Linked DNA regions of Homo sapiens: regions 1 and 2 are each linked to region 3. The links are chromatin contacts, found by Hi-C or POLR2A ChIA-PET in ENCODE. All regions are on one chromosome and are shown on one strand. Each heading gives the region's core, a stretch centred on a gene start or an enhancer-like site at or near the end of the contact. The rest is flanking DNA. Distances are from core to core; before and after follow the strand shown.

What was found. Hi-C counts contacts between places; a loop is a spot of excess contacts on that map. ChIA-PET counts read pairs that join two places held with the same protein, here RNA polymerase II (POLR2A). Pooled maps may share reads with other maps.
Region 1: a pooled map shows a loop between it and region 3 (3-fold over the local background). The contact joins the promoter of TLE5 here to the promoter of NFIC in region 3. A Hi-C loop is called at or near these places in 4 of 50 pooled maps.
Region 2: a pooled map shows a loop between it and region 3 (1.8-fold over the local background). The contact joins the enhancer-like site here to the promoter of NFIC in region 3. A Hi-C loop is called at or near these places in 2 of 50 pooled maps. POLR2A ChIA-PET finds 5 or more read pairs at or near these places in 4 of 52 experiments (GM12878, H1, WTC11 and 1 more).

Annotation. Positions count from the first base shown.
Region 1 is chr19:3,061,245-3,065,043 of GRCh38, reverse strand. It overlaps TLE5 (TLE family member 5, transcriptional modulator), which reads left to right and starts at 2,549. Exons shown (of 7, transcript NM_001130.6): 1 at 2,549-2,870; 2 at 3,787-3,799. The coding sequence starts at 2,844. RefSeq lists silencers at 2,334-2,543, 3,466-3,735.
Region 2 is chr19:3,686,606-3,690,845 of GRCh38, reverse strand. The region is part of intron 1 of PIP5K1C (phosphatidylinositol-4-phosphate 5-kinase type 1 gamma); the gene reads left to right. Among named protein-coding and RNA genes, the nearest start is that of PIP5K1C, 12 kb to the left of the region's middle. RefSeq lists enhancers at 1,448-1,527, 1,538-1,607 and silencers at 2,420-2,469, 2,490-2,699, 2,720-2,919. Within about 2 kb of position 2,990, at least 9 of the 41 ENCODE cell types and tissues checked have a DNase peak (open chromatin) inside an H3K27ac peak, as active enhancers do.
Region 3 is chr19:3,363,860-3,368,125 of GRCh38, reverse strand. It overlaps NFIC (nuclear factor I C), which reads right to left and starts at 1,543. Exons shown (of 11, transcript NM_001245002.2): 1 at 1,460-1,543. The coding sequence starts at 1,489. RefSeq lists silencers at 535-934, 1,225-1,374, 1,825-1,914.

The sequences.
Region 1 (3,799 bases), core at 1,300-3,799, 300 kb after region 3:
TGAGCCACTGCTCCCGGCTTACAAAAAATGTTAAAATTAGCTGGGCATGGTGGTGCACTCCTGTAGTCCCAGCTACTCAGGATGCTGAGGTCGGAGGATCACTTGAGCCCAGGAGTGGGAGGCTGCAGTGAGCTATGATTGCACCACTGCACTCTAGCCTATGCAACAGAGGACTGTGTCTGAAAAAATTTTTTTAGGCCGGGTGTGGTGGCTCGCGCCTGTAATCCCAGGACTTTGGGAGGCCGAGGCAGGCAGATCACGAGGTCAGGAGATCGAGACCATCCTGGCTAACACAGTGAAACTCCGTCTCTACTAAAAATACAAAAAATTAGCCGGGCGTGGTGGTGGGCGCCTGTAGCCCCAGCTACTCGGGAGGCTGAGGCAGGAGAATGGCATAAACCCGGGAGGTGGAGCTTGCAGTGAGCCGAGATGGCACCACTGCACTCCAGCCTGGGCCACACAGTGAGACTCCACCTCAAAAAAAAAATTTTTTTTTAATAAAAATATTAAAACACTGCTTTAAAGATTATTAATCTTGATCACTGAAGGCTATCACCCTTACCTGCCAAGGTAAGGAGCCTGGGGTTCCAAGTCTATTTTACAGATGGGAACACCCAAGGCCCAAATCAATTGCATTCATTCAAGGGAGCAGGCTGCCTAGTGGATGACGATGATGAAGAGACTGTGTTTCGCACCTGCCAAAGGGGGACCTTAATGTCATAGCCTTATTTCAGTAGCCTCTTTGGGACCTGTTCTCTGCGTGGCAGAGAGAGGGATCCTTTAATAACCGCCACCAGGTCCCATCCCTCCTCTTCCCACGGCTCTCCAGGATTCCCACCTCACTCAGAGCAAAAGCCCAAGTCCAGGGCCAGGCGCAGTGGCTCACACCTGTAATCCCTGCACTCTGGGAGGTGGAGGCGGGAGGATCACCTGATGTCAGGATTTCAAGACCAGTCTGGCCAATATGGTGAAACCTGTCTCTACTAAATATACAAAAATTAGCCAGGCGTGGTGATGCGCACCTGTAATCCCAGCTACTCAGGAGGCAGAGGCAGGAGAATCACTTGAATCCGGGTGGCAGAGGCTGCAGTCAGCCAACATCACATCACTGCACTCCAGCCTGGGCAACAGAGTGAGACTCCATCTCAAAAACAAACAAACAGCTGATCACGGTGGCTCACGCCTGTAATCCCAGCACTTTGGGAGGCCGAGGCGGGCAGATCATCTGAGGTCGGGAGTTCAAGACCAGCCTGACCAACATGGAGAAACCCCGTCTCTACTAAAACTCCAAAATTAGCGGGGCGTGGTGGCACGTGCCTGTAATCCAGCTACTCGGGAGGCTGAGGCAGGAATCACTTGAACCCAGGATGCGGTGAGCTGAGATTGTGCCATTGTACTCCAGCCTGGGCAACAAGAGCGAAACTCCATCTCAAAAAACAAACCAACCAACCACCAGGTCCCGTCCCTCCTCCTCCCACAGCCTTCCAGGGCTCCTACCTCACTCAGAGCAAAATCCCAAGTCCTCCCCAAGACCCACAAGTCCTTGCTGGACTGGCCTGCTTCACCAGCTACAGAGTTAGCAGGGCCCAGTGCAAAAGAAAACTCAAAGGCCCCTTGTTCAAAAATGATTAGAAATCTCAAAATGCAGCAGTAAATATTAACCCAAGCACAAGCCCTGCTGTGGGGTGGGGGGGCCCTGGACAAAAGCACGAAGCCCCCGGCCCTGCCTCCCTCCGGCCTTCCTGACCTCCCCCCGGGCACTCTGCTGCCAGGCACAGTCCTGCCCCAGGGCCTTTGCACCTGTTGGTCCTGCCTCTGACTACCTCTGTACCCCATCCCCCTGTTCTCCCTCCTTCTTCAGGTCGCTTTAGGGGTGGAGGAAGCCGTCTCTGATCCTCCCTCCCACCTCTTTAACTTTGCACCTTCCTACCCTGCCATTCTCCCGGCTGGTTTTTCTGCAGAACTGTCCCCACCATCTGACCTGCCAGGAATTCAGCTTGTGAATTTGTCTCTGTCTGTCTCCAGGCACCACCACCAGGGCAGGGACCCACCCCCGCCCCGCCCCACCCCAGGGCCCTGGAGCAGCGGGGCCTGGCACACAGTAGGCGTTCTATAAATGTGTCACAAGAATGGCTTCCCTCAGGAAGGCGGCATTACCGCTGCCTTTCTGCAGAAAAGGAAACTAAGGCTCAGCAAGAACCACCGCCCAGCCAGAGCCAAGGTCACAGAGCACGTCCGTGGCACGCGTCCAGGTCGTGCCACAGCAGGGCCGGCGGCTTCGACGCGGGCAGCCGGGTCCCTTTTCTTTGACAGATGGGGAAACCGAGGCCCGGCCGGCTGCCGGGTAGGAGAGGGTGGCGGGGGCCGCTGCCCGGGGCGGGGGCGGGCCGGGCCCAAGGTCACCGCGGCGGGCGGGCCACGGGGAGGCGGGCCGGCGTGGGGATCCGCAGGCCTCCCCGGGCGCGCGCGTCCCCCCCCTCGGCGGCGCGCACGGGGCACGGGCGGCGGCAGGTGGAGCCGAAGCCTCCGCAGCAGCCGAGCCGCGGCCACTGCCGGCGTCGCCGCCATTAGACAATAGCGGTGGGGCCGGGGAGCGGGGAGGCGGGCGGCGGGGAGGGGCGGGGAGGGGCGCCGGGCGCGCAGGAAGCGGGGCCCGGGGCGCGCCGGGGCCGGGCGCGCGGGGAGGGGGCGCAGGAAGCGGGCGAGGCCGGGCGCGGGAGGCGGCGGCGGCCCCGGGAGCTGCCGATCGGCGCCGGGACAAAGGCGCGGCCGCCCGGCGCCCCCAGCAGCCCGAGCCGGGGCGCACAGCCGGGGCGCAGCCCGCGCCCCCCGCCGCGATTGACATGATGTTTCCACAAAGCAGGCATTCGGTAAGCGGGGCCCGTCCGGCCGGCGCCCCCACCCCGGATCCGGGCCCTACGCCCCCGACCCCCGGCTCCCGGCCCCGCGCCCCCCAACCCCCAGGCCCGGTGCCTCCGGCCCGGCGCCCCCCCCAACTCCCCGGCCCTGTCTTCCCTCTCCAGCTCCCAGCCCGGCGCGACCCCCCTCCCCTCCTGCCGCCGGCCCCCGGACACCCCCCCTCCAGTTCCCGATCCACCCCAGCTTCCGGGCCCCGAGCCCCCCCGCCGCAGCTCCCGGCTTGGCGCCCCCCCCCCCCAACCCGCCGGGACAGTCAGGGCCTCGGACGGCCTTGGCCTCGGGCCTGGGGCGCTCCGGAAGCCCCGCGAGGCACCTCTAGCCCGGGGATCCTTTGGGGGCCTGTGGTGGGGGGGGTGATCCGAGGCGCACCCCTCCCGGAAGAGCGTGTCCCCGAGGAAGGGCGCTGGGAATCTGGGGTTGGGCCCCCCCGGAAGATTTCGAGCACCGAGAGAGAGACCCCTCCCCCAAGAGGACTTTGCAGGGAGGAATCGCTGCCCCCCAACTTGGGGAGGGGGCTCCCTAGGGCGCGTTTCTACCCCCCTCGGATGTGCACTCCCTCCCGGCGCTTTGGAGGGCGGTAGAGGGCGCACCCTGCCCCCCATCTAGGGCGGGCCTTAAAACGCACCCCCACTGCCTGGGGGTGGCGGGGGACGGGGCGGCTCCGGGCGCACCCACCCGCTCGGCTTCCCCCGGGAGAGGCGGGGGGCAGGAAGCGCGGGTGGGGTCGCGCCAGGGGCCGTAAACACGGGCCCAGGAAGTGGGGCAGGAGGGGGGGCGCCGCAGCTGCGCGGCCGCTCCCTCCTAGCCGGCCCTTGAGGGGGGTCCAGCCCACGCCTGGGCCTGACCCGGGCCGCCCCATCCCTACAGGGCTCCTCGCACC
Region 2 (4,240 bases), core at 1,741-4,240, 320 kb before region 3:
GTCAGGTTGAACTCTGACCTCATTTTCTGGGACCTGTATGATTGTGTCTTTCCCAGTCTACAGTTATCTGTCACCATTTTGTTGATTCGTAGGAGCTCTTTATTTGTTATGGCAGCTACTCATTTATTGGTGACACAAGTGCAGGTACTTCTTTGCCCATCTTCTCCTACGATGATTGTTAACGTCTGGCAGGTATTTTGGGGTTTATGTGGTCAAACTTATCACTCTTTCCTTTTCTGGTTTCCTAGTTTGGTGTCATGAATGGGAAAGTCTTCCTGTTCTGAGGTTATGATTAAATTCTGCTAAGACTTTTATAACTTAGCTTCTTTTTTGTTCACATTTCAATTCTTTTTTTTTTTTTTTAAGACAGGGTCTCGCTGTATCACCCAGGCTAGAGTTCAGTGACACGATTGTAGCTCACCGCAGCCTCGACCTCCTGGGTTCAAACCAGCCTCCCAACTAGCTGGGACTGCAGGTGTGCGCCACCATGCATAGCTAATTTTTCATCTTTTATGGAGACAGGGTCTTCCCATGTTGCCTGGGCTGGTCTCGAGCTCCTGGCCTCAAGTGATCCTCTTGCCTTGGCTTCTCGATGTGCTGGGGTTACAGGTGTGAGCCAGTGCGCCCAGCCTATTTCTGGACTTTTTATTCTGCTCCACTCCTCTGCCTTTACCTTCATGCTACAGCCATGTCTCGTCTTGAACAAATGATAACATGTTCACAGTTAAAAAAAAAAAAAGTAATCAGACTTGCAGTGAGTAAAAAGTGAGTCCCACCTCACCCTCTCCATCTCTGTGGAGATAATGACTGTCACCCCAGGTGTTTCTCTGGCCCATACACTTGGGGCTCAGATTATATTAGGCTATTAAAAATAGTTTATTTGGAAAGCTTTCCAGCCTATAGAAGGGGCAAGAATGCTACAGTGAAGACCTGTACAGCCCGCACAGAGATCCACCAGCTGCTAACGTTTTGCCATGTCTTTATCATTCTGTGTGTGGGGGGGGAGTGTACGTTAGTGTGTGCAAGTTTGTGTGTGTGAGAGTGCATGTGAGTTAGTGTGTGTGTGTTAGCGTGTGCGTGTGTGATTATGTCAGGCCATTTGCGTGTTGATTGCTGGCATGGTACCTCTCTGCCTGAAGCAGCCAGTTCCATTATTTGTGGTAGTTCTTTATTTTATTTTAATTATTTTATTTTTTTGAGACGGAGTTTTGCCCTCTCGTCCAGGCTGGAGTGCAGTGGCGCGATCTCAGCTCACCGAAACCTCTGTCTTCCGGTTTCAAGCAATTCTGCTGCCTCAGCCTCCCAAGTAGCTGGGATTACAGGCGCCCGCCACCACACCCGGCTAATTTTTGTATTTTTAGTAGAGACAGGGTTTCACCATGTTGGCCAGGTGGGTCTCGAACTCCTGACCTTGTGATCCAGCCACCTCAGCCTCCCAAAGTGCTGGGGTTACAGGCATGAGCCACTGCGCCAGGCCTGTTTGTGGTAGTTCCTTTGTGAAGCTGCTGCAGACACTTCAGGCGCACACTGAGCCCTGGCTCCAGGGGAAACCCAAGGTCGGGTTCCTGTGAGCCTCTGGGCATGATGTTTCCATCAGCCAGTCGATACGTGACCTTGTTGTATGTTCGTTTTTATTTCAAGGCGTGTTATTTTAGGGCTGGGTGCGGTGGCTCACACCTGTAATCCCAGCACTTTGGGAGGCTGAGGTGGGAGAATAACTGGATTACTGAGCCCAGGAGTTTGAGGCTGCAGTGAGCCGTGATTGCACCACTGCACTCCAGCCTGGGCGACAGAGTGAGATCCTAAGAAAATTTTAAAGACACCCGTGTTGTTGATTTATCCACAGGGAGCTCACAGACCATAGGCCGCGTGCGCCAAGCCCCCCCCACCCCCCAGCCCCATCCCGGGCACTCTCCCAGGCCCCCGCCCATTTGCAGGCTGTGTTGGGGACAAGGCTGGAAGGGGGACCGGGGGCATGTATTCGGCTGTGTGGGGGCTCAAAAACGGGGTGGGGGGCCATGGCGACGTGGGTGTGGGTCCCCCTCCCCCGGCCCACCAGCTCGGTGTGTCTCTCGCTCTCGTTCTCCCCCCACTCTCCTCTCTCTCTCTCTCTTTCCGCTCTCAGTCCTGTTTGAGCAAAGCTTCTCTCACTACGGGTTTCTCCATGGGGCTCATCCGGGTCTCTAGCCCTGAGGGACACGAAACCACCTGAGGACAATGCCTGGGGGGGCAATTTCAGCAGCAGAATCACCAGCAAAACCGCAAAAAACACACGCGGCTCTCAGTGGACCAGGGAAAGGCCAGGTGCTCACAGCAGGAGTTGAAACCAGGGGGCGAGGGTGGCCTCACCGGAGCTGCCTGGGGACGTGTGTGCCCCAGAGTCCTGGGGGTGCTGCCCTGGAAATAGCCTTCCGGTCTTCTAGATCCCTCCCCGCCCACAGCAGGGGGCCAGAGGCCGTCCCCCCCTCGCAGGTGAGGAACAGGAGCTCCTGCGGGCTCCCCTGCGGCACCCCGCTCTGTTTCCCACCACGGCCTAACCTCAGGCTCTGGAAGGAATTCCCTTCAGGGACACTGTACTCCCCGGAGGGACGCTGCGCCCCTGGAGGACAGGGACGCTGGGGAGCCAGCCGCGAGGGGCGTCCACCTCTGCTGTGCTGGAGACGGAGCGCGCAAGGAGGTGGGGACCACGCGCAGACCCTGGCTGCGGGAGCCTCAGCTCGGGGCCCATCAGGATCTCCCGCAGCCCGCACGGGCCGGGCTTCCCCCAGGGGCTGGCGTGTGCTCTGTGCACCCTGACCCATCCCGTCGGCCCCGCCACCTGCGGGCTGGCCACGCCCCACAGCCTCCTGCCCCGGCCCGCCCGGGAGCTTGGTGCTGAGAGTGGAGCCTCTTTCTCCCTGGACATTGGGGCCCTGGGAAACGACCCAACACCTCAGGGCCTGCGGAGTTCTGGATGCTCCGCCCGCCTGCGCAGAGCTTCCTGTTTACCGGCCTGGCTCCTGCCCGCCCACCTGCTGCGGGGAAAGCGATCACTCTATGCCCTGCGGGGAGCACCCGGCAGGGAGAAGGGAGAAGGGGCAAGGAAGAGGGGCGGCCTACTACTCGGGTGGACCCCAGGCTGTCCCTCCACCGTGCTGGGGTCCCCCAGGTGTACCCTCCCCTCCAGCCACCTCACCCCTTCCTTGCTGTGTCCCGCAGGTGTTCTGTGGTGTCCTCTGAGGGCCTGTGCGTGTGTGTGCGTGTATGCATGTGTGTATCTGCATGTGTGTGCGTGTGCATGTGTGTGCGTGTGCATGTGTGCATGTATGTGTGTGCGTGTGCATGTGTGCATGTATGTGCATGTGTGCGTGTATGTGCGTCTGTGTCCCCTTCCCACAGGCCCTCACCGCTCCCTGCACCTGTGGGTCCTTTCTTCCTTTCCTGCCCTGTTGGGACATATTCCTTATTGCACACTTGGACTTCTTTCTTAAATTCTTTTCTTTTTGAGACTGAGTCTCAGTCTGCCACCCAGGCTGGAGTGCAGTGGCGCAGTCTCGGCTCACTGCAACCTCCGCCTCCCAGGTTCAAGCAATTCTCCTATCTCAGCCTCCTGAGTAGCTGGGACTACAGGCATGTGCCACCATGCCTGGCTAATTTTTTTTGTTTTTGTTTTGAGTCGGAGTCTCACTCTTTTCACCCAGGCTGGAGTGCAGTGGCATGATCTCAGCCCACTGCAACGTCTGCCTCCCGGGTTCAAGCCAATCTTCTTCTTCAGCTTCCAGAGTAGCTGGGATTATAGGTGTGCACCACTATGCCCGGCTAATTTTTGTGTTTTTAGTAGGGACAGGGTTTTACCATGTTGGCCAGGCTGCTCTCGAACTGCCGACCTTAGGCTATCCACCTGCCTCGGCCTCCCAAAGTGCTGGGATTACCGGTGTGAGCCACTGCACCTGGCCTTGATCTGTTTTTTTCTTTGCTTGCTTATGCTTTTGGTGTTTATTTAAGAAATTGTTGCCTAATCCAAGGTCACAAAGATTTATTACCCCATTTTCTTAAGTAGTTTTATAGTTTTAGCTATTACATTCATTCCAGTTTGTAATTATTTTATTTTATTTTATTTTATTTTATTTTATTTATTTATTTATTTTGAGACGGAGTTTCGCTCCTGTTGCCCAGGCTGGAGTGCAATGGTGCGATCTCGGTTCACCACAAGCTCCACCTCCTGGGTTCAAGTGATTCTCCTGCCTCAGCCTCCTGAGTA
Region 3 (4,266 bases), core at 294-2,793:
GAACCCTAGTTGTTCTTGGAGAACTTCAAAGAGATGCCTTCTTCGGGAACCCCCCCCCCAAAGCTGCTCAGAAAGGGAAACTGAGGCTGGGACAGGGACTTACCCAAGGTCACTCAGGGGATCACAGGTAGGACAGACCTCAGACCCCCTCAGCACCAGCTCCCACATTCCCTGTCGGCTGCAGGGGGCCGGTGAGAAAGACCCTACCAAGGAGCATGCCTGGCGTGGGGGGTCCCTCACTGCACCATGCCCTGGAGCGGAAGCCGGGGACTCATATACTCCCCACACAGTGCTTCTTAAGACGGGCCTGGCCCTCGCTGGAATCGCACCCCCCACGTGCCGGGACTTTACAGTTTGCCCGCCATACTGTCCCCTCTCCAGAACCGGCCTTAGCCGCACCTCACTTCAGGGGAAACTGAGGCCAGAACCTCTCCAGCCTAAAGACACACTGCGTAAGGAGGAAAGCAGCGGTCTAGAAAACGGAACTTGCAGACCTCGGGGTCCCCGGGAGCCTGGGCTGGAAGGAGTCCCCGGGGGGAGCCGCCCCCTCCCCACACACCCCCTCGGCCATTGCACAAGGCTCGGCCCCGGGGCAGTCTGGGAGTGCGGCCAGGGGTGAGAGGCTACGGGAGGGGGAGGGGGAGGGGGAGGGGACGGGGCAGGTGCCGGGCTGGCGAGGGCGTCCGCAGCGCCGCAGTGCCCGGGCCAGACCCGGAGCGCCGGGCCTCCCGCTCCTCCCGGCGGCGGCTCCAGAATCCAGAATCCAGAATCCAGAATCGATGCAGCGAAAATACCGGGACGGTGCTGGGGGGCTTGCAAAGGAGGGGGGACCCAGCCGGGCCGCCGGAGCACCCTTCCCCCTCCTGGGCCTCCAACTTCTCCTGCCCCCTCCCCCTCCATGCACACGTGGGCCAATAACGAGGGAAAGGCGACCGAGGGCCAGGGCGGCCCGCACAACCTTGGTGGGGGGACACGGGGAAAACACATGAGAGGTCCCTTTCTCTCCAGCTGGGGAGACCCAGGGTCCAATCACGACCCCCTAGATTCCTCTCAGAGGCAGGCGGGGGGCTTCCCGCAGAGCCCTTGCTGGAGGGGGGCCAGCCCCCACCCCGACCTTTCCGAGTGTCGGGGCGGGGGTGCGGAGTGCGTCGGTGTGTGGGGGGGGGACGCAAATCTGCAGACCAAGCCCCACATCCGGGAGAGGTCCCGAGAGTCGGGGTTGGGGGTGCTGGGCGGGAGTCCCGCGTAGGGGGTCCGCGGTAGGTAAGGGTGTGGGGGGGGTACCCCAGCCTGACCCATCCCCCCACCGGACCCCAGCCCTCGGCGCGGGGGGCATCCCGGGCAGGGATGGCGGGAGGGACGCGCGCCTTTTTCGTCCCGCCTCCTCCTGCTTCAAAACTCCGGGGCTGGGATGCGGGGGGCGCGGGGGCGCCGGCGGGGGGCCGGGCGAGGACCGTACCTGGGTGAGGCAGAGCGGGGACGAATACATCCCGGGCGCGGCGGGAGGCGCAGGGCCGGCCGGAGCGGGCGCGCTGAACTTACTGAGTCATTTTTCCAAACCACCCCCCCGCCCCCCCCAACCCCCCCCCCCGCCCCGCGGCCGGCGCGCTCTCCTCGCCGCCTCCTCCCTCGGTCTCCCTCCTCCTCCCTCCTGCTCTCCCTCTCTCGCGCCGCCCGCCTCGCTCTCTGTCCCTCTCTCCCTCCGTCTCTCTCTTCCTCTCTCCCCCGTCTCTGTCTCTCTGTCTCTCTCTCTACCCTCTGACACCCTCCCCCTCCCACCCCGAACCTCCCACTTCTCAACACCCAACTTTCAAAGAAACGAGGGAAAAAAGGGCGCGAGCGAGAAAGGAGAGCCTCCCCCGACGTCTCAGGACCCCCCCGCTCCTCCCGTATTTACGCAATGCCCCAGGGCACTAGACCAGGACCCCAGGACTGCAGGGCGACCCCAATTCGGATCAAGCGGAGAGGGGGGACAGGGTTGTTTCTGGACATTGAGGGGCCAGGGGTGGATTTTTAAGGCCCCCCCTCCCCACCCCCCCATCACCCCCGAGCTGGCCGGGAAGTTGGAGGAAAGAGCCAGGGGGGAGGGAAGGAATGAAGAAGTGACGTGCGCAGAGGCCGGCCAGCGCGCCTCTTTCCCCTTAAAGATGTACGACCCTGGGTGCACGGTGAGCTGGTCCCACAGCACCCTGGCTCCCTTCTCCCCCCAGAGCCAGGCAGGGGCTGCGGGTCCCCAGCTAGAGGGGCTTGTGTGCAGCTGTCCCTTCCTTGGCCAGAAGGGCCCAGGCTAACACGGGAGGCTCCAGAATTTGCTCTCTTCACCCAGCACCCAAGGGGCAGGGGAGGGGTGGCCTCGCCTGTGTGTCTCTCCAGCACCCCAGGAGGACGGTGTCCAGGCGGGATCTCCAGCTGGCCAGATAAACCCTTGCAGCCTCCCCCTGGGTATCCAATAATTTCCACCTGCCTCAGGGGTGTGCCCTTTTCACAGATCTCAAGACTGAGGTATGGCAAGTGTGGCTTGGAGCCAGGCCATCTGGACCTGGAGCCCACATTCTGTTCTCCTTCTAGACGTAACAGGGCAGAGACCTGGCCTGCCTCCGTCTGAGCCCCCAGGGCATCTGATGACAGGGCCCCAACCCTCCCCCGGTTCACTCCCTGGATCCTCCCAGGCTAGCTCAGAGGCTGCTGTGTCTCTCATTCCCATCCCAAGGGTTCTCCCCTATAAAGTGGCTTAAAGATGCCCATCCTGTGGGATTGCTGGGGATAAGGACAATGACCTTAGCAGAGCCTTGACCTTGGGTCAAATGTTCACTAAAGACACATTCTTAGAAAGCTTGGCCATTTCACCTCATCTCTCTGAGCTTCCCAAGGACAAATGATACCCTCTCACCAAGCTGGGGCAGGTGCCCCAGGCCCAGGGGCGCAGAAGATACCAGCACCCATTATCCTCAGGCATTACAGGAGAGGAAACTGAGGCCCAGAGAACGGAAGCCACTTGCCCAGGGTCTGACAGGTAAACTAGGAGGGAGCAGAATTCCTGCAGCGTAGGTTCCCTAGGCCCCCCACAGGCTCCCCTCTGCATGACGGTGACATTATTCAAACAGTGCTTAGTACATCACGAACGGTCCATAAATGTGTGTGTCTGTGTATTTTAAACCCACTGTGCAGCTGTGGGGAGCATTTGAATTAAATGGTGAGAAGTGTATCTGGAAATCCACATACCAATATAACGTGAAGCAATTTATTTTATTAAAACACGCTAGGGACACATACAGGGTGAAATCTAAAATTCACAGATATTTAAAAGTTGCAGTTGACTTCAGACACTCCTCCTAGACTTCCAGACCCCGTGCCTTCCACCCTCCCTCCCCTGTACAGACCACCCTGCCTGCAGCCTTCATTCAGCAGCTTAGAATCCTTTGGAAGGTGAAGTTTAGAGAGCAGAGACTGCCCCTCTTGGAACCTCGGTTTCCTCATCTGTAAAATGGCTATAGTAACAGGATGCATCTTGGGAGGTGGGGAAGGTTGGAGTCTTTACATAGCATGTGGGAAGGCTGTGTGAATATTATTGGTGGCGGTAGCTGCAGGGAGAAACTTCTGCAAGTGTACGAACAGCAGCCTATATCCCAGTTTGGGTGGCAAGGGACCCCCGCAGCACACACAGTTGGTTCCCTAAATTGCCGCGTGGGCTCGCTGCTTGGGTCTATGTCTCCTCCAGTCAGCAGCTTCGTCTCTCTGCACCTCGGCTCTCCCTCTGTGAAATGGGGCGACGCCAGCTCATAACCCTCCAGGTTGTAGGCAAGTCAGCAAATACCTGCCCGTGGTTACAACAGGGAACTGTACGTCATAGTTTCTTTAAAAAGGCAATTGGTAGATTGGGACCTGCATGTGGAGGGCCCGGAAGATGGGTGCATGATTTAGCTCCTGGCACTTTCGAGCACAATCTGGCTCATTTTTTTTTTTTTTCAAAGCACTCTCTCTACAGTTATTTCACTCTTCGGCATCTCTGTAACTGTCCCAGATACAGGAGCACAAAAGAGTTGACTGCCACCTATAAAACTAATGCCCACAATTTGGAGGCAGCCATGCTGTCCATCTGTGGGGGACCGGTTTAGTAATCCCAACACAGGCTGGGACACTATGCAGCTGAGTAAAACCAGTGGCTCCCAACTGGTTATGTCCCCAAGAGACAAGTGGGGGGACAGAAAGCTGGAGAGCTCTCCCCCTTGGCACTGTGGACACTGGGGCTGGATCGCTCTCTGGGTT